Linked DNA regions of Homo sapiens: region 2 is linked to region 1. A link is an interaction called in ENCODE POLR2A ChIA-PET data of the cell type or tissue named here. Cell type or tissue: OCI-LY7. All regions are shown on one strand. Each heading gives the region's core, and the rest is flanking DNA. Links, peaks and the distances in the headings are about the cores only.

Evidence for each region. ChIA-PET counts read pairs that join two places held together with the same protein. Peaks named below come from ENCODE experiments on the same cell type or tissue, not always from the same donor. Only the 100,000 strongest peaks of a DNase experiment are listed, where the experiment ranks them.
Region 2: POLR2A ChIA-PET joins it to region 1 with 7 read pairs; 2 of 35 experiments call an interaction of 5 or more read pairs at or near these places.

The regions. Positions count from the first base shown.
Region 1 is chr15:101,100,998-101,111,764 of GRCh38, forward strand. The region is part of intron 1 of LRRK1-AS1 (LRRK1 antisense RNA 1); the gene reads right to left. Among named protein-coding and RNA genes, the nearest start is that of LRRK1-AS1, 45 kb to the right of the region's middle. RefSeq lists enhancers at 673-1,460, 1,461-2,247. In OCI-LY7, for the core only: no CTCF peak of the experiment used is centred there; no DNase peak of the experiment used is centred there.
Region 2 is chr15:100,928,817-100,939,583 of GRCh38, forward strand. All of the region lies in intron 2 of LRRK1 (leucine rich repeat kinase 1), which reads left to right. Among named protein-coding and RNA genes, the nearest start is that of LRRK1, 15 kb to the left of the region's middle. RefSeq lists an enhancer at 502-1,455. In OCI-LY7, for the core only: CTCF peaks have their summits at 6,190 (motif pointing right) and 6,394; DNase peaks (open chromatin) are centred at 3,895 and 6,025; H3K4me3 peaks cover 3,234 bases; H3K27ac peaks cover 5,000 bases.

The DNA.
Region 1 (10,767 bases), core at 1,873-6,872:
GGCAATGGTGACCCTCACGGCCTCACCTCACCAGGGAAGCTGTCAGACACAGGCTCCATGGCTCGTTGCTTGGCCAGATCCCACGAACAAAGCTCGCTCCGGAGCGCCCCTCCACCATGACGGCTGGGGCCCTCGGTGCCAGGGGAAGTGAGACGATGCAAACCTCTGGTCCTCAGGCCCCTCCGGAGATGAGTATTAATTACCCGAAGGCAGGCCGGGCCAAGCTCATTCATTCCCAGCCGGTTTCAAGACCCGGGGGAAGCAGGATCCCGCTGAGGGATACAGGTGGAAAGGAAGGATGAGAGTCCTGGGGTCCCCCTCCTGCCCCTAGACCACCCGAGACTGACCAGCTCGGGACCGAACAGCTGTGTGCCAGAAGCTCTGAGAGCCTGGTGCGGGCACACGCTGTGGAAGTTTCCTCGGAAGCAGCCCCACAAGCGATTCCACATTCCAGGCTGGGACCCCGCAGCCTCCCAGCCTCCTCACCCGCAGTGGGGAAATAAAGCTTCAGGGGTTGTTGGGGATGAGGAGCGGATTTTAGGGAAGCGCTCTAGCTGCCCCACATTGAAGGAGAGCAGACAGCGCTTCCCTCCCCATCTCCAATCGCATAAACAGGGCTCTGTGAGGACCCCCACAAATCTCACTATTGCTCCCCTGCAGCACTGGACACACCACGGATCCACCCCTCCTGAGGATGCCCGATGGTCTGGCACACAGCTGGTGAGAGGTGAAGCCAACTGGACTTCCTGGGTGGAGCAGAGACTTGGAGAACTTTTCTGTCCTACAGGAGGATTGTAAAACGCACCAATCAGTGCTCTGTAGCTAGCAAGAGGATTGTAAAATGCACCAATCAGTGCTCTGTAAAACGCACCAATCAGCATTCTGTAGCCAGCAAGAGGATTGTAAAATGCACCAATCTGCACTCTGTAAAACACACCAATTAGCAGGATCCTAAAAGTAGCCAATCTAAGGGAGGATTGAAAAAAGGGCATTCTGATAGGATAAAAATGGAACATGGGAGGGGACAAATAAGGAAATAAAAGCTGGCCATCCCCAGCCAGCACTGGGATGGCAGAGTGAAGGTAAGGCTAGGCGCATTGCCAAAGTCAAACCAAAAGTTGAGTGCTGTGGGCCACACAGCCTGGACAGCTGTAGGGGGGCCCGAGGACCCAGCTAGAGGGAGGCTCGAGGCACCAGCCCTTAAGGAAATGAGTTCACCAGGTCAAGGACAGTCAGCATGACTGTCCCCAGGGAGTGTGAAGTGGAGCACCTCCTGGAGAGCTCAGTGCCCAGAAATGAGGATCATTTGGAAGCAGCCTGTTGGGTCTCAGGGAACCCATGCCGGATCACCAGGAGGGCAGTGGTCAGGTCGCATCCTCCCAGCTGCGTCCCCTCCTCTCCCACACTGCCCCTTCACTAGGGGTCAGACCTGAGCAAGAGGAGGATGAGAGAAAAGAGAAGATGGCAACATCACCCCTTCCCCAACCCTGGGCTCCTTGTGAACATCACCGGTGGCTGAACAGGTGCAGGCTGAACAGGAGGATGCCCCCACCCCTGGCAGCCATGGGGTGCCTCCACAGAGAATGGTGACTTTGAGGTGGGTTCAAAGAAGTAGGCTTTGCTCTAGATTGGGTGCTCTCAAGGAGCGGGGACAGGCCTCTGATGGGACACCCCTATACATCTTATCTGCAGGGAGGGCAGCCCACAGCAGGGAAGGAAGCAGCCTCACTCAGTTTAACCCAGAGAGGGCATCTGCTGCTGTTGGCTTGCACTGTGACCTGGCTTTTGTCTGTGCTTAGACACGACTGCAGGGTGGCCTTGTTGCACTTCCCAACGGTTGCAGGGGACCTTGTTGGTGCTCTGTGAGGACAGCAGGGCAGGGCTGGGAGTGCCAGGACAGCTCCTAACAACACAAGGCCCAGCTCTAGGGGCCTGGCCAGCTCCTAGACACCAGGGGCTGCTTTGCTCCTTCTCAGTGATGCCCACGAGCCTCAGTGTGGCCTGCAAGGCCCTGTCTGGTCTGATGTCTTAGCGCTCAAAACTCATAGGTTGGTCAGGGGCGGTGGCTCACACCTGTAATCCCAACACATTGGGAGGCTAAGGTGGGTGGATCACCTGAGGTCAGGAGTTCAAGACCAGCCTGGCCAACATGGCGAAACCCCATCTCTACTAAAAATATAAAAATTAGCCAGACATGGTGGAATATGACTGTAACCCCAGCTACTCGGGAGGCTGAGGCAGGAGAATTGCTTGAACCCAGGAGGTGGAGGTTGCAGTGAACCAAGATCACGCCACTACACTCCAGCCTGGGCAACAGAGTAAGACTCTGTCTCAAAAAAAAAAAAAATAAAAAGACCTGTAGGCCAGCTGTGCCACAGCCACACTGGACAACCTTCCTCCCCCCGCTGCCAGGCGCCCCTTCCGGAGCTCCCACTCACACTCCCCCCTCCACCCTCCAGAACCCAACTGTCTCTCCTCTCAATGTCCCCAGAATGAGTTCTCCCAGCAGCATGCCTGTCCTACCTCTGGCGTAATTGTACATTTGTTCCTGTGGTCCCCTTGCCACATCAGCCCCTCGTAGACTATAAACAACACCAGAGCCGACGCTTTTTCTCCTTTGCCTCACCATTGCATTCCCAGCACCATTTCAGTGCCTAGCACTTGATAATTGTTGAATAATAAGCCCAGAGAGACAAACAGGCAAGAGTCACTGGGAGTGCTGCCCGAAGCAAGGTGTTGGGAAGCGGGTGTGGGTTGGGGAAGAGATGCTGTGATCGGCTGGTGATGTCTGCCCTGGGTGTGGAGTGGGAGGAGGTGACACAGGCACCACTGCTGGAACCATGCCCTTCAAACCACAAAGCCCAGAACACTCTCCCAGGCGGGACACAGAGGACTCCAGAGTGACAGTCCCCATGCCCACAAATTGCATTTGCACCTTTGGAAGATCCTCTGATAAATTTAAAGCACGCATCGTCATTACTTTCCAAAATGGTTAGAAATGGGAGAAGACATCCAGGCTGATAAGGCCTTCTCCTCCAGGACAGGAGATTTTTGCTTGGAAAGGGCTACTATCTACTTTGAACACTAATTAGAATATGGACTTTTTGCCAACATTAGAGAATTTCTTAGCTCCCTTCAAAGCCCACGCCCTAACAGGAGCTGAGTAGGCATCCGCATCAGTTCCAAATGAAAGGCAACTTCACTTTCCGATGCATTTTGGAGCCACCGACCAATACAAAGTCAGATGAGCAAGTGGCAACATGGCAGCTGCCCCGTCCCACAGATGGTCCAGGGCTGCAGCCAGGTTTTAGGCAGCAAATGTTGATTGCACTTGTCATAATGCTGGGAAAGAATGTGCAGCTATCCCAAGCTTTCTTAAGCACTTTTTTTTCCCTGTCATAATCCGGAAACCAGTCAGCCTTGGGTCACCCGTCTACACTCCAGCTTTACTTACAGAATTGGTGCCTACAGAGTATCCTCGTGTGCAATCACCCCCTCGTCACCCAGAACCAAGTGACAAACAGAGTATCCTCATGTGCAAGCACAGGACTCACCCCTCGTCACCCAGAACCTAGTGACATTCCCCGCAATGGCATGGCAAGCGCCTCCTTAACAGCCAGTCTTGGGATGAGACTAGCAGGGGTCCAGATTCAAAAAGAAATCCTCCACTAAGTGGTGTCCCAAACCACACAAACCCTTCATGAGTCGGATGTCACCACAGTTGGCACTCACTGGTGTGGCCTTCCAGAACGTGAGCTGACTGTCCCGCCTTCCACAGGCCACACCCTGGCAGGGGTTTACCTGAAGCCAGATGGCTTGTACCAAAATATCCCCACTCTTTTAAAGAGATGGGGTCTCACTCTGCTGCCCAGGCTGGAGTACAAGGGCGCAAATCATAGCTCAATGCAGCCTTATACTCCTGGGTTCAAGCTATCTTCCCTCCTCAGCCTCCCAAGTAGCTGGAACTACAGGCACACACCTCCATGCCCAGCTAATTTTTTTTCCTTTTGTGGACACAGGGTCGAGCTATGTTGCCTAGGCTGGTCTTGAACTCCTAGCCTCAAGTGATCCTGCAGCCTTGGCCTCCTAAGTGGCTGGGACTATAGTCATGAGCCACATTGCCTGGCTCCAAATGTCCTACTCTTGACAAACTAATCCTGACGCTTATACTGTTTATCATCCGATGTCACCCTGATGAGAGATGACAAGGAATGGTGATGATCTGGGTTTTCGCCAGGAAGCCCCGGGCTGGCATTTCACAGGCAAATGTCCCATGGCTCTTGGAAGACTTGGGGAACCTGACTCATGTGATCAAACTCACAGCAGACTTCAGTGTTGAAACAGAACTGCCAAATTGTTAATTTACTTTGAGAGGTGCCTTTTCAAGGAGCTAAATGAATGGATTCCCCCAGAAGGATTTCTGGCTGGAATTTCCAGAAAGCTGAGTCATTGGAATGGCACCTGATGGGCCTCAGAGGGGATCTCAGGGGTTGAGGAGTTTTGGGGGCTGCAGACTGCAGACAAGGGGGGAACGCCATGAAAGTTAGGGCCTAATCTAGCCTCATCCCCTTGGACCTGATGGATAAATCCAGACAGCCACTAACTGCCTGGACTTCCTCTTTCCATGCCAGTGGGTTTTTAAGTTTACAGTTAATAGTGACCCCCTCCCTTTTATGACACATATTGCTAGTCTATAAAATAGACCAAAGCAGTAGTTTATGGGTGTAAATGGATCTCATGTATTCAACTGTATAACCGTGACGGGCAGGGTTAAAATTATTAACAAGAGGAGTTGTACAGCTGCCATGCTCCCCTGCTCTCAGTCAAAGGACAAAAGCCAAAGAGGTCAGTTTTCTTTTTCTGTCTTCAAAGGGAAAGAAAATAATGAGGGTGGGGGCAGGGTATATTCCATAGAGAATGCCACCTACCAGGTTCCCCTCGGATTTCAGCGTTAAAAAATAGGAACACACTTGGAGATTTTAGCAAAAATATCTGGAGGCCAAATAGCTGTTTTGGAAAGGTGTAAATAACATCGGAATTACTATCTGGGCTGTGTTTCTTTAAGAATGATATGTATTCGAGTCCAAATCATGGCAGGGGTGACATTAAACACTGAAGTTTATGGTGGGTGGATTTACATCAGCCTTGTTTCCAGTTTATTTTTGCATTTTTTTCTTGTTTTAGAACATTAAGGAAGTTTTGATTCACAAAGACAATTAGCTCTCAATGGTAACAATTGTTAACAGTTTTGTCACAGGGATGAAAACAGCTTTATTCTAAGGTTTGCACTAAATCGAGTTAACTAGCAGCAAAGTCAATGATTTAAGTTCAAATTTATAAGTAGTTGGTCACACTGAATGTGTGTGAGTAGGAGTGAGAGTGAGATTAAGGGAGAGAAAGAATGAGGCCGGGCGTGGTGGCTCACGCCTGTAATCCCAGCACTTTGGGAGGCCGAGGCAGGTGGATCACGAGGTCAGGAGATCGAGACCATCCTGGCTAACATGGTGGAACCCTGTCTCTACTGAAAATACAAAAAATTAGCCGGGCGTGGTGCTACTCGGGAGGCTGAGGCAGGAGAATGGCGTGAACCCGGGAGGCGGAGCTTGTAGTGAGCCGAGATCATGCCACTGCACTCCAGCCTTGGTGACAGAGCGAGACTCTGTCTTAAAAAAAAAGAGAGAGAGAGAAAGAATGAGAGGGGTGAGAGAGAGGGGCGGGGGGGAGAGAGAGAGAGTGTGTGTGTGTGTGTGTGAGAGAGAGAGAGAGTGTGTGTGTGTGTGTGTGAGAGAGAGAGAGAGAGAGAGTGTGTGTGTGTGTGTGAGAGAGAGAGAGAAAGGAGCAAGTGCATGTGTGCCTGCCTTCGTGTGGCTCAGGACATCTTGCAAATAGTTAGAAGTATATGATAAATGAAAAATGAAAATGAACAAAACATTTGGGGACTCTCCCACAAAACCTCCGGATTCTGCAACCCACCTCTGCAGGCTGCTGCCCCTCTCTGCACCAAACCTTCTCCTCCTACTAACTCATCATCCTCTTCCCGTCCTGCCTCGCTGGATGGAAGTGCTGGCTGACTTCAACCTGACAGGCAATCCCAGAGTTCAGTTCCATTGAATCACCCACACTTTGTTCAAATATTTTAATGATTTAACTTTCAGGGGCTGTATTCGTTTCTGGGGGCTGCCACAATAAATCACCACAAACTTGGAGACTCAAAACAATGATGGAGCCAGAAATTCCAGCTTGAGGGGTCCCAGGGCCATGCCCCCCTCCAGAGGCGCTGCGGGAGAGTTGGCCCTTGCCGCTTCGGCATCTGGTGGCTTCAGGTGTTCCCTGTGGCTGCATTGCCCCAATCTCTGCCTCTGCAGTTGCATGGCCTTCTCCTCTGTGTGTCTGTGTCTCCTCTTCTCTTATGGAGACACTCGTCCTTGGGTTTAAGGCCCACCCAGTAACCCAGAATGGTCTCGTCTCAAGACCTTTCACTTGATTACATCTGTAAGGCCCTTTTTCCAACCGAGATCACATCCTCAGGTTTCCAGGAATTCGGATGTGGACATGTCTTCATGGGAGCCACCATTCGACACTTGGCAGAGGCCAACCTTTCTCCCCATCATGACCATACATATGAGAAGCAATTGACACCTTTCCTGGCCGACAGTGAGGGTGTGATCAAAGGCAGCTGATACCATTCCCCCCACATACCCCCACCCCCGGTCCCCTAGGGCCGGGGACTTTATCTTCTGTTGCAGACTGAATTGTCTTCCTCCAAAATTCACATGTTGAAATCTTAACCTCCAGAACCCCAGAATGTAACCATATCTGGTTGATATAGTCTTTAAAGAGGTAATTAAGATAAAACAAGGTCACATAGGTGGGCCCTAATCCAATATGACTGCTGTCCTTATAAGAAGAAGAGATTAGGACACAGACACTCACAGAGGGAAGACCACGTGAGGACCCAGAGGAAGACAGTCATCTCCCAGCCAATAAGAGGGGCCTGAGAAACAACCACCCCTGCCAGCACCTTGATCTCTAGGTGAACTCCTTGATTTCTTCTGGCCTTCAGGATTGTGGGAAAACGAATTTCTCTGCTGTTTGAGCCAGCCAATGGTTGTATTTTGTTCTGGGTGTCTGCTATGGACTAAATGTTTGTGTCTTTCCCAAATTCATACATTGACACCCTAATCCCCAGTGGCTTGGGCTTAGGAGGTGGGGCCCTTGGGAGGTGATAAGGTCACGAGGGTGGAGCCCCTTATGGTGGGATTAGTGCCCTTATCAGAAGAGACACCAGGGAGCTTGCTTCATCTCTCTCTTTGCTATGTGAGGACAGAGAGAAAGCAGCCATCTGTGAACCTGAAGTGGGCCCTCACCAGATGTCAGACCTGCTGGTGCTTTGATCTCAGACTTCCCAGCCTCTGCTGTGAGAAATAAGGGGTTTTTGTTTAAGTCCCCCAGTCTACTGCAGTTTGTTAGAGCCAGCCGCGCTGATAGGCTTGTGACGCAGGCCTCCACAATCAGTTAATCCTTTTCCCCTTCCACGGAGGGGTCTGTATGCCTGTAGCTGCTGGAAGGGGAGGCCTTCCCAAGAGTGCGACCCGCGCAGGGGCCTGCCGATAGCCTTCAGACCCCAACTCCGACAGTGCTGGTGCTGCCCCAGGGCTTTTCAGTGATGTGAGGCAACAAATTGCCCTTTCTTCTTAAGCTGGTGTGGGCTGGGCTTCTTATCATTGATGGTAAACGATTCCTGCCACTTACCACCAATGAGACTCTCAAGAGACCAGGAGCTCTTCGGTCTGAGGATTCATCAGAAGCTCCACAATAAGCCTCCAGTGCTAGGAGTGGAGCCCCTAACAGGTCCAGCTCAGCAGCAGAAGCCAGCCTGCCCCTGGGGGTCTCCCCACAGCCCCTGTGTGTCAGTTGCCTCATCCCCCCATGAGGTGACACGCTTTCTGGCTCCTACCTCCTGATCCCCAGGGGCTACTGATGGACCTTGGTCCCTGAGTGTCCACGTACCTGTCTACCCCCACTCTGCATCCACACTGGCTGCCCACGGCCGCTCTGGACACCCACGTTACTCCTGCCTGTTAAAGAAATAATTATAAAGATCACAACAAAGAAAAGCGTAACATGGAAATGGTTGCCTGGGGATGCCGGTGTTGTGACTGCTTTTCTCTTTCTTCTGAAATTTACTACACACACATTATGACAACAATGACGGCCGGGTACAGTGGCTCCTGCCTGTAATCCCAGCACTTTGGGAGGCTGAGGTGGGTGGATCACCTGAGGTCAGGAGTTCAAGACCAGCCTGGCCAACATGGTGAAACCCTATCTCTACTAAAAATACAAAATTAGCCAGGCACGGTGGTGCCCACCTGTAGTCTCAGCTACCCGGGAGGCCGAGGCAGGAGAATCGCTGGAACCTGGGAGGTGGATGTTGCAGTGAGCTGAGATGGCACCACTGCACTCCAGCCTAGGTAAGAGAGTGAAACTGTGTCTCAAAACACACACACACACACACACACACACACACACACACACACACACTATAACAACGACAGAAATGCGTTTTTTGTTTGCTTGTTTTTGAGACAGGCTCACTGCCACCTCCTTTTCCCGGGTCCAAGCAATTCTCCTGCCTCAGCCTCCCAAGTAGCTGAGATTACAGGTGCATGCCACCACGCCCAGCTAAGTTTTGTATTTTTAGTAAAGATGGGGTTTCACCGTGTTGGCCAGGCTGGTCTTGAACTCCTGACCTCAGGTAACCCGCTCACCTCAGCCTCCCAAAGTGCTGGGGTTACAGGTGTGAGCCACTGTGCCCAGCAAACAGAAATGTTAAAGTCACTTATTGTCTTCATGATGCAAGGTGACAATGTTTATGCAATTTTTAAAAATTGCTGAGGTGGGAGGATCACCTGAGCCTGGGGAGATTGAGGCAGAGGTGAACCAGGACCACACTACTGCACATCAGCCTGGGTGACAGAGCAAGACCTTGTTTCAAAAAAAAAAAAAAAAATGCTGCTGTACTTTCAGCCCACGGAAGTCAGGAGTCAAGGCATGAGTGCATGTAGTCCACAAAAATAGTACTGATGGTAATGTGTTTAGATGTGTGTCCCCTCCAAATTCCATGTTGGAATGTGGTCCCTGGTGTTGGATTCCCAGCGTTGGAGCCTGGTGGGAGGTGTTGGGGTCACGGGGATGGATCCCTCATGAATGGCTGAGCACCACCCATTGGTGACAAGTGAGTTCTCACTCACTCATTGGATTCATTCATTTGATAAGGGGTTGTTTAAAACAGCCTGGCATCTCTCTTGCTCCTCTCTCCCCATGTGACACACCTGCTCCCCCTTTGCCTTCCACCGTGACTGTAAGCTTCCAGAGGCCTCACCAGAAGCTGAGTAGATGCTGGTGCCCTGCTTATACAGTCTACGGAGCCATGAGCCAAAATAAACTTCTTTTCTTAGTGAATTATCCATTCGGAGGTATCCTTTTATAGCAATGCAAAACGGACTAACACAGATGGTAACAACGAGGGAACTGACTGCTTTGTTAACTAGCACAAAGAGCCCACCCACATGTGGACAATCTCAGGGAAGGCCCATCGGGCCACTCCAAGGCTTGGAGACCATTTTTAGCTTTATTTATTTACTTATTTACACCCAGGACTTTTGAAAATTTCTTTCCCAAAAATAAGCCGTTGCGTTTCTAAATATCTTGAAAAGCGAGGCCCTCTAATGCGAGGCCCCTATCTCTACCACCACGGAATTATCCCCTCTCTATATGGCCTCGTGCACAATTCATGAAGCAGCCTTTCACCACAGCCTGGAGGGCCCCTAACTTTGAGGAGCCACCTCCTTTTTGACCAGGTGAGGGGTCCCAGGAATGAAGGCCCAAGACCCATCGCTGTGTGGTTCAGGCTGGCCAGGTGCTGTGGTCCCAGGGATGCGTGTTCAGTGGCTGGTTTATCTTCCATCCTGGCTGAGGTCACTGAAGGATAGCCAGGGACGCAGGAACAGCTTGGAAATATCTGGACTGTGAGGGAGGTGCCGGGGCTCAGTAGCAGCTGCTCGAGGCCCCCACAGCTCCCGTGGGACCAGCTGACCCCACAGGATGCTGGGAGAGATGACCCATTCACAAAAGCTTGCCAATCGTGGCCTTTTCCAACCTTCCGGACATCAAACGCCCGCTGATGGTGGCCTTTTCCAACCTTCCGGACATTTTTGGGTCCCAGCCTCAGAGGGACTGAGCTGCTTCTGCTATCCTTTACCTGAAGCCTAGGATTTCAGCTCCCTTAATGTGCATTCAGGCTCTGCTCGGCGTGGCCTGCCTCTCCTGGTGCTTCTCCCCCAGACCCCATCGGCCTCTCACTCCTCCCTTTTTGGCAGCCTCTTTGCCCCTGCCTAGAGGGCACCCTGCTCCTCCTTCCCTTGGGGACCTGCTCACTCCTCGCCAGGCCCAGGCCCCACATGCCTCCATCATGAACCCCCAACACCTGCCTCGGCTGCCTTCCTCGGGATCCCTCCTTCCTTCTCCCAGCTCACAGCCTTGACCTTTACTGAGGATCACAGACACCCCAACTTTCCCAGGACCATCCTGGTCTCAAAAGCTCCCTCCTGGCATCCCTGCATGTCATCAAACTGTCCTAGGTATTATGTGGCTTTGCTGGCCACAAGCAGAACTACCAACAGCAATGAGCAGAGGCTTGAGCAGGTGTCTCGGTTCCTCGGGGAAAAGCTTGTTCTGTGGCCTGTTGGGTGACACCAAAGGCCAGGT
Region 2 (10,767 bases), core at 3,128-8,127, 170 kb before region 1:
GCCCAGCTGGTGTGAGGCTGGGGTCTGTGTGTGTCTGCCCTGCCGTGCGGCCCGCTGTGTGTTTGTGCAACACAATTGTGTCCCAGGAAGGTGTGTGACAATCTCAACCTCATTAGCACCAGCAGCAGTCAGCTCGCCTGCGGTGCAAGAGGAATGGTTGGAAAGCTTTGATGGGCGTAGAGTTTGCCAGCTGACAGAGCAGCTGTCAATGAGATGCTGGGCATGGGCTGCAGGACGCGCATTACTTTGACAAACATGTCATTAGATGTTCATTCTTCTGAGTATGTCTGACACCAGCCAGAGTGGAAAAACCAGTCCCGCCAGCCAAGGAGAGCTGTCCTGGAAAGTAGAGAAGTCAGGAAACTTCCACATAATTCAGGTGGAGAATACTTGGGAAGACTTCTGGATTGCGGAGGGTGGGTGGAACTTGAGCAGACATCACCCAGGCAGTGGCTCGCCCCCCCAGCTCTCTGTGAGTGGCCGTCGCTTCGGTCCTGAAAGCCCTGCCACAGTCACACACCTCTCAGAGCACTGCCCACCACCGGACCCAGCATGGACCAAAGGAGGAGAAGGAACATTCCAGAAGTTCTTCAAATCCCAGGTTGTTTCATGGCTACTTCCAATGTCTTGTTTTTTTCTCCTTTGGCTTTTGCGAATCTGTATTTGAAATACAACTCCTTAATATAGGAGCTAAGAGGTTTGCTCAAGTAGGGTCTCTTCCTGCCTTCCAGAAATAGAACTAGGAAATAGATCAAATTAGGAAGAGCCTCTAGGGTGGCAGCCAGCCTTCTTGTCAGGCCACAGCAGGAAAGTCTACGAGGGACAGATCCCCAGTGATGAGCCAGCCCACATCTCTGACCTGTTCCTCCTGTTGGATTCCTGCCTGAACGTGCTGGGCTGTGTTCACACCGTGAGAGCCACAGGAAACAGGGCAGGCAGGGCCTTGCAGGGAAGGAGATTCCAGCCTGGCTGCAGGAGTTCACCAGCCCCTCCAGGGAGCACAGCCACGTCTGGTCAGGAATCTTTTAATGAGTGAGGAGAAGGACAGGGAAGCTGATTGGTGGCCCAGGTGGCAGGCGAGGTGGCTGTGTGCGTCCATCCATGCAGGTGGCAGTTAGCACAGCTGTGCTTCATGCTTACAAAGCAGAGGCCAGCTACAGATGCTCCAGGCCCTTGATGAGCCTTTGAACATTCGTTTTAACCTGAGGCTTAGATCTTCTCCTGGTTACTTGTCTGGAATGTGCTTGCTTACTTCTAGCAATGGGGAGCTGACTCCCTAGCAAACAACGCCAGCCTTTCTGTGGGCAGCTCTGGTAGGAAGTGGATGCTGTGGGGCTCTCTTTGCACCAGGCTTTATTCATTTAGACAGATCGGAATCCCTTAACCCATTTCTTGGAGTCACTAAAAGCAGATGTGTTGCCCTCCCTGCAGATTCCTTTTTAGGCTGAGTAAGCCATCCCACGGACAGGCCGCCGGCAACTTTACACGTTCCGCTTGGATATCCAAGAGTTTTTTGACTTCTCAGTCTGTCTGTGGGCTAATTATTAGGCCATACACACCTGGGTCCACAGGGAGAGCTGCCCCTACCTGCTTCCCCACCCTGCCGTGGACCGGCTTTCAGGAGCACCCCCACTGATCCACCCCATCCTAGGTGGCCCAAGCCTGAATGTGGTAGCTCACCAGAGCCCCAGTCCTCACCCCCTCCCTGGCCTCCCCCACCCCACACTTGCTCCTGACTTGGCCTCCTTTATGTGGGGTGTGCAGGGCAGCCCTATCTGGTGGCCTCTGTGCTTGCTAGGGAGCAGCCCAGGCTCACTTGGCATGCATTCAGCCACCAAGAGAGAAGATTTTCTTACCAGCCATCTGCCCTGGCCCCCATGAAGAGATCAGTAGCCTGAGAGCAGGGAGATGTCCATGTGGGCCTCCCCAGGCCCCTGTGCAGAGCGACAAGGATTTTCACCCCTCCTGGTTTGCCTGAGTCAGACTTTGAAGGAGCCATCACTAGGGATTTTTATGAAATTCTTTAGTTCTCTGGGAATGGAGCCCTCCCACCACTCCCAATGCCATGTAAGTCTAAACTTGAGTGTGTGAATTGCACGCACATTTTTGGAAAGTTTGATGAATGAAAATAAGAAGCTGCTATTATTCTTTGGAAGTCCCAATTCTGAGTCCCTTCACTATTCAGGCCACCCTTGGGTTCAGTTTGTCCAGATTCCACTTAGCCATCTTGCTACTTATTGGGTGACATTTGTCATAAAAAAGAAACGAGAAAACCGAACAGAAACACATATCTCAAGCAATAGAGTCCTTCCTGAGCTCATCACCCCCATGCTGCACAAAGAAGCACACATTAATCAGAACTTGTATTTTCAACTGTAAAGAACTTTTGAGGATTGCAGTTCCTTTTGCTAATGCTGCTGGGGTTGTGCCTGGCGACATCCTCTCATCCTCCATTCAACATCCAGCACCCAGGGGCCGTGGCACATTGCCAAATGTTGGCTTAAAATCACCTACCTGGTCGTTTCAGGAGAACCGAGAACAAAAATAACTTACGTGACACTTTGAACTTTTCAGTGACTCAGAGATATTTAAAGGCAGAGAACATCTTAATCGATTATTTTAAATATGAAGCCATGTTACGATGCAAATTTGAGGTTAGAAATTGAATGTAAGTGGACAGGAATGGCTCTCTGAAGTTCCTGTTAGCAGCTTAGTTTGGACTTGACACAGCCGTGTGAACTCAGAGAGGCAAGTGGGTGGTCACAGGTGGCCCACACCTGCAGGGTTAGAGATGGAAGGTTCAGGGCCTCGATCTGCTGGTGGGGCTGGCGCGGGAGGCCAGGGCAGGGCTCCTCCAGTCATTCTGCCCCCACCCCAGCTTCCAGGCAAAAATGGCTCCAGTGGGCCGTCACTCCAGTCTCTGTGCAACCTTCACCAGCACCCACGGGTTCAAAAATAAGAAGCAAGCGAAGAACCGCTGCCTGACAGTGCACTATGAGCATTCTCCTGGTGCCTGACTCCTCCCTGAAGGTTAAGAAAAAAGTTATTTATATGGAATTCCACAATTCACACAGTGGATTGACATGATAAGAGAAAGCCACAGTTATTCTTGGCCCCCTTTCCATCATGCCCATGGGTAATCACTGTTAGCTGAGTGTGTTTTCTTTTTGTTTGTTTGTTTGTTTTGAGACGGAGTTTCATTCTTGTCATTCAGGCTGGAGTGCAATGGCGCAACCTCGGCTCACTGCAACCTCCACCTCCAGGGTTCAAGCGATTCTCCTGCCTCAGCCTCCTGAGTAGCTGGGATTACAGGCACTCGCCACCACGCCCAGCAAATTTTTGTATTTTTAGTAGAGATGGTGTTTCACCATGTTGGCCGGGCTGGTCTGGAACTCCTGACCTCAAGTGATCCACTCGTCTCGGCCTCCCAAAGTGCTGAGATTACAGGCGTGAGCCACAGCACCTGGCCTGAGTGTGTTTTCTTCCTAACCTCTTCCAAAGCACATGTATGGTTATCTTTGTATATATTTCTGGTTTTACATGCATATTCAGTTGTACATACTATTGTACAACTTTTTTCCCTTGAGGATGTCTCAGAGTTCCCTCTATATGCACCACATCTGGTGTGAATCCAACCATCTTTCATCAATGTCTTATTAAAGGGTCTTTAGATTCTTTCTACCTTTTGCTTCTAAGAGTTGAATATTACTGCATATGCCCCAGCAGAATGGCGGGATCACAGAACAAGCACATTAAAAATTATCAAAGGAAGGCATACCCCTGGTTAATGAAGGCTGTCAGACAGAAGGGACTATAATATAGGAAAAGCAACAAGGCCCTGCCCCAGTGTCAACTTCCCAAAAGAGTTGTTATTTCCTGTTTCTGGTTTTAGTTCTTCAGGTAATTATCATTTCTCAATGTAAAGAAGATGCCTGCACCTCTCTATTGCTGATCCGTTGAAACAGTGCCTGTTGACTTCCTGCCATAATAAATGAATATTTCCTTCCCTTTTGCACCCCATCTATCTGCTGCTCCCTCTGCATTTCATTCTTTTGGGGCTGACTCATCCCTAGGTTACATTTGTGACTTTAAATGACATGTTCCCTTCGTGATGACGAGTGCCTGGAGACCCAGTGTTCTGTGGAGCCCTGGAGATGAGAATCACCCCCTTCCCTGCTACCTCCATCGGCCTCCCGCCTCCCACCCAGGACTCTTACTTTGCACCTTTATTTAATTGGAATGCATCAGCAAGAAAATGCCTAAGAAAGGCCTCCTGGGAGGCTCCTGCAGGAGACTCTGTGTTCCTGAGGGCATCTTTATTTTGCCCTCTCCTGCGATCTCAATTGGAATCCTCTGCCTTTGGAACCTTCTCCCTTGTCCTCTGATGTGGTGTGATTCTCACTGCCCTGTGGTGACCTGGTTTTCCCTTTCAGAAGCTTTCAGAATCTTCCCTGTGTGCTTGGTCTTCCAAAATTTTCCAACGAAAGACCTGGGTGAGGGTCCTCTTCCATTCCTGCTGCTTGGCACTGGGTGGGCCAAGCATGTATCCCTTTCATGCATGGGACATTTCTTGTATTTTCTTTGATAATATTTTTCTCTTCTGCTTTCGCTATAGTTTTGTTTTGTTTGTTTTTCTGGAACTCCTATTAATTAAGATACAGGTTGCTTATCTTTTCGCTCACATTTTCCAACTGTTGTTCTTTTTCTTAATGTTTATAAACTTTTGACCAGGTCCAGTAACACACTGGTAATCACAGCTCTTTGAGAGGCTGAGGTGGGCAGATCACTTGAAGTCAGGAGTTCCAGACCAGCCTGGCCAACGTGGCGAAACCCCGTCTTTACTAAAAATACAAAAATTAGCCGGGTATGGTGGCACACACCTGTAGTCCCAGCTACTCAGGAGGCTGAGGCATGAGAATCGCTTGAACCTGGGAAGCAGAGGTTGCAGTGAGCTGAGATCACACCACTCCACTCCAGCCTGGGCCACAGTGCCAGACTCCATCTCAAAAAAAAAAAAAAAAAAAAAAAAAAAAAAAAGATTTGCTTGACTTCATCTTCTAACCTGTCTATTGAACATTTCATTTTGGAACTCAGTCTTAATTTCCAAAACTCTTTCCTGTTCTTGGTTGTTTATTTTCATAGCGTTGTGCTCCTGTGTTTTGTACACAGTATTTTCTTGAATTTCCCAGAGGATCCTAATTGCCATTTATTTTATTTTATTTTGGTGTCAGTCTTATCTTCTCAGTTAATTTTTATTTATTTATTTAAGATGTCAAAATCATGTATTGAAACCAATATTTTACAGTGAATTCCAGACAAATCAATAATTATATGATTCAAAGCATTATTAGGGAAATTTGCAGTCAGCTGACTTTATAGGCAAAGAATGTCTATAAATTACATAGAAAGCAACTTCCTAGGATACTAAGTCAGTGAAAATGCTGGCAGAAAAATATTTTTCACTGGCACTTATTTTTGAAGTTCTTTTTAATGACCTCTGCATTCTCTACATTTCTTCTAAGCCCCAGCTTTGTGTTTGTCTTTATTAATTCAGCATGATTATTTCAACCATTCTTAGGCATCCACTTGTGGAGGACACTGTTCCAGATGCTGGGGACACAGCAGGAGTGTGGCCTCTGCCCTTACAGGGCTTCCAGTTGTAGCAGGAAAAGTAGACAGCAAAGAACAAGAGAGCTGAGCAAGGTAGCTCATGCCTGTAATCCCAGCACTCTGGGAGGCCAAGCAAGTGGATCACTTGACTTCAGGAGTTTGAGACCAGCCTGGCCAACATGGCAAAACCCCATCTCTACAAAAAAAAAAAAAAAAAAAAAAAAAATTAGCCGGTCGTGGAGGCACACACCTGTGGTCCCAGCTACTTGGGGGTGCTGAGGTGGGAGGATTGTTTGAGCCTAGGAGGCAGAGACTGCAGTGAGCAGAGATCACACCACTGCATTTCAGCCTGGGTGACACAGCAAGAAACTGTCTCAAAAAAAAAAAAAAAAAAAAGGAAGGAAGAAGAAAACCAGAGAGTGATGCTCAATGAAGCATTAGAGTAAGATCATGTACAAAAGAGGCACAGTGTGGCCATTTTGATTTATTATTAGGTAAGACATTGATGTTGAATCTCAGGTCTGCTCAGTTGACCAGAAGGAGGCAGCCACAGGAAGGCTGGGAAGAAGAGGGTTTATTGAACATACTGAAAATAACAGAGAATGATCTGCTCAGCCCTCCCTCTTGTGCCTGGTCTTAGTCCTACACTCCAGGCTATGTCAGAGCCTGCTATGGTCAGGGCTCTGGGAAGCCAGGAAAATGTCCTCATGATGTTTCTATTCCAGCAGGGGAAACACAGTAAATAAACCTGCACTCTACTGTCAGGAGTGAACAGGGCCATGACAGAAATCAACCAGGTTGCAGGGATGGAGAGTGACAGGCATAGGGCACTACTGCTGGTCAGAGATCAGGGAAGGTGTCTGGGGGGAGGTGGCATTTACACAGAATGAAGTGAATGGAATCAGGTCAGTCCTGTAAAGGAGCTGGGGAAATGGTGCTCCTGGCAAGGCATCAGTGAGTGCAAAGGCTGGGCAGCGGGAATGAGCTCGGTAGGTTTGACTGACCGCAAGATGGCCTGTGCAGTTGGGGCAGAGTGAGAGAAGCACCAAATGGGGCTGGAGAGGTAAAGCCTTCACAGCAGGAGTGTAGATTTTGTTCCAAGGCTGATGGACACATCTGAGGAGCTGCATGGTTTTATTTAGGGAATTAGAAGGCTATTGCCAGAGCCCTGGAGAGAAGGCACCAGGAGGGCCAGGATGGTGGGGTAGCAGTGGGAGGAAGAGAATGCACTGGGAATAGGTCTCAAAATAAAGCTATCAGGACTTGTGTGGGTATCCACACACAAGTATGTAACAAACCACCCTATCACTTGCTGGCTTAAAAGAACAACGAATGATCATTTCCCAGGTTTCTGTGGGTCAGGAATCTAGGCAGGGCCCAGCTGGTGGTTCTTCTTGCTTCACTCCCATGTCTGGCCCCTCCGTGCTCCTCCACATGACTTCTCTCTCTTCCACACACCTTCTCATCCACCGCATGTCTAGCCCAAGCTTCTTTACAGCCTACTGCCGAATTCTTGGAGTTTAGCAGCAGAAGCCTCTAGGCCTCCCAAGGCATAGGCCTAGACCTGGTACAGCATCACTTCGGCCACTACCTGTGGGTCAAAACAAGTCAAAGGCCAGTCCAGATTTAGGCCGGCACAGGAAATAGACTCTACCTCCTGGTGAGAGGAGCAGGCTTTGATACGGGTTAGGTGAGTGACGAGTAAAGGAAGGAGGGATCAAAGATGTACCCATCACTCAGATTTAACCAACATTCGTTATTTTGTCATTTTTGCTACAAAGAAAATATTTTAAGAAGTCAAACCTTACAGGTACAGCCAGAACGCCTTTGGATCTCTCCCTGATCACTGCTCTCCTTCAACTCCAGGGGTAGCCATTATTCTGAAGTTAGTCTGAACCCTTTATGGCTGTATGTGTGTGTGTGTCTGTAAATACATGGTATCATTTCTGCCTTGCCAGGTGGATTCCCCCTGGGCTACCATCTATTGCGCAGGGGTTGGCATGAACTCCACAATGTCATCCACTGAGATTAGGGAATAGGCTTTATTAAGAGAAAGAAAATCACAAAGCCTGAATCTGCAAGATGGCATGGCATGTGGCCCCCAGCCTCTCCTTTAACAAGAAGCTATGCCAGGGCATCTACTGGATAGGGCTGGATGGGGCTGGGTTCTACTCCAGCCAAGGGTCCAGCCTGGGTCTTCCCTCTCAGAGCCCAGCCTGTCAATAGCATGCTAGCTGTGGGTGCTGGCTGCTTCTATGGGGCAACTTGGGGTCTGTGGGATGTGCAGTCCTCTATGATGAGCCACTAGACCCATGGGAAACTGAGCTTGGGTGCTATCACTTCAGCTGGGAGAAGGAGGCATCTCAGCTGGCTCATTGTCCAGCTGTGGTAGGGATGGGGTAACCAGAGTCCTGTTTTGTCAATCCTGCTCCTTTCAGAACAGTTTCCATACTAAAAATGTTGGATTAAATATTTTCATACTATGCCAGTCTTTTTGCATCTTGCTTCTTCAACCAACATAAGTTTGATAATATAAGTATGTCCTATATTTTCCAAGAAGCAGAATACATCACTTTGCCTATAAAACCATACAGGCCTGGTGCTTTTTAATGGGTAGATGTCTCACTATTGATTCTCTGTCTTTAAAGGTTATAGGTTTATGTAAATGTTCTATTTCTTCTTGAGTTATTTTATGCAATACAATTTTTAGATAGTTATCCATTTAATCTAGATTTTCGAATATTTTAGCATGAAGTTGATAATGGTTCAGGATTTTAAAATATATTTTTAAACTATCTTATTCATTTTTAATAGATGAATCATATACTTACACACAATTTAAAAGAAGTACAAAAGGGAATACAATAAAAAGTACCCATTCCCGCCCCCTACCCAAACTTACTACCAATTGCCGTCTCTTCCAAAGAATCAGGGCTACTATTTAGTTCCCCTTTTTTATTGGCCTCAGAAACCACAGTTTTTAGGCCTGGACTCAAAATGGCACATTTTTCTCTTTTCATAAGTCTTTAGCTACGTGGAACTTTAAAATGTTATATTTTTGTCTTAGATTTCTTTTTTTAAAATGTTTATTTATTTATTTATTATTTTATTTTATTTATTTATTTTGAGGCGGAGTCTCACTCTGTCCCCCAGGCTGGAGTGCAGTGGCGCGATCTCAGCTCACTGCAAGCTCTGCCTCCCAGGTTGATGCCATTCTCCTGCCTCCACCTCCCAAGCAGCTGGGACTACAGGCGCCCGCCACCACGCCCGGCTAATTTTTTTGTATTTTTAGTAGAGACGGGGTTTCACCGTGTTAGCCAGGATGGTCTCGATCTCCTGACCTCGTGATCCGCCCGTCTCGGCCTCCCAAAGTGCTGGGATTACCGGCGTGAGCCACTGCGCCCAGCCTATTTATTTCTTTATTTATTTACTTACTTACTTAGAGACAGGGTCTCACTCTGTCACCCAAGCAGGAGTGCAGTGGCGACCTCTCGGCTCACTACAGCCTTGACAGCCTGGGCTTTAGCGATCCTCCTACCTCATCCTCCTAAGTAGCTGGGACTACAGGCGCACACCACCATGCTTGGCTAATTTTTGTATTTTTTTTTTTTTTGTAGAGATGGGGGTTCACCATGTTGCCCAGGTTGGTCTCGAACTCCTGAGCTCAAGCAATCCACTTGCCTCAGCCTCCCAAGGTGCTGGGATTACAGATGTGAGCCACCACACCCGGCCACTTTTTAAAATTTTTTATTACAGAAACTTTTGAACACAGTACACAAGTAGAGAGAATATTAAAATGCACCCCTTTGTACCCATTACCCAATTTCAGTAATTATCACACATGGGCAATCTTTTTTTTAACCCTCTTGTTTTTAGTTGACATGTAATAATTGTGCTTGTCTATGGGATACAGAGTGATACTTGGATACATGTATACAATGTGTAATGATCAAATAAGGATAATTAGCATATCTATCACCGCAAACATTTTTCATTTCTTGGTGTTGGGAACATGCAAAAGCCACTCTTCTAGCTTTTTGAAAACAGACCACAAACTATTGTTAACTCGATTCCCCCTCCAGTGCTCTGGTGCACTGGAACTTACTCCTCCCATGCAGGTAACCCACCTTCTGCCATCCTCCCTCCTTCCCCCACATGGCCAATCTGCATCCATGTAAACCCCCTTCTCTCTCTTTCCAGATGATTTAGAACCCAATTCCATACTTATAGCTTAAGAAGTCTAGAAAAGAAAAAACAAAATACATTTAACATACGTTTAAATGTATGTTTAAAAGTGTATGTTAATGTATGCCCACAATAGCATGCTGTTGACAGGCTAGGCTTCTGAGAGGGGAGACCCAGGCTGGACCCTTGGCTGGAGAGGGCCGGGTGTGGTGGCTCATGCCTGTAATCCTAGGACTTTAGGAGGCTGAGGTGGGTGGATCACCTGAGGTCAGGAGTTTGGGACCAACCTGACTAACATGGAGAAACCCCATCTCTACTAAAAATACAAAAAACTAGCGAGGCATGGTGGCGGGCACCTGTAATCCCAGCTACTCGGGAGACTGAGACAGGAGAATCGCTTGAACCCAGGAGATGGACGTTACAGTGAGCCCAGATCATGCCATTGCACTCCAGCCTGGGCAACAAGAGTGAAACTCCATCTCAAAATAAATAAAAAAGTCAAAATATCAAATATCTAGTCAGTGTTCAAATGTCCTGCATTGTCTCTGTTTTTATCACTGGTTTGTTTGGGGCAGGTTTGTTGAGTCAGTGCCCTTGCATGCTGGGACATGGGACAGTACAGTTCCTAAGTCTCTTAATTTCTATCTTTCTCCCTCAATTTCTTTTTCATTGCAGTTTCTTTTGTTGATAAAGCCATATTGTTTGTCCTTTGCAATTTTCCACAGTCTGGATTTTTGGCAATTGCATTTCTATGTGTGGCCTGACATGTTCCCACCTTCCCTATGTTTTTGTAGATCCAGAGGCCTGATTAGATTTAGTAAGATGTTTTGGCAAAAATGCCCAATAGATGGTGGGTTCTTCCTCCTGCATCACCTAGTCACAGAATGTCTAATTGTCTCTCTCTGATGTTTAGAGTTTTTTAATGATTTTCAGTGGTGTCAGCGCAATCACTCTTTATAAACGTCCTAATGG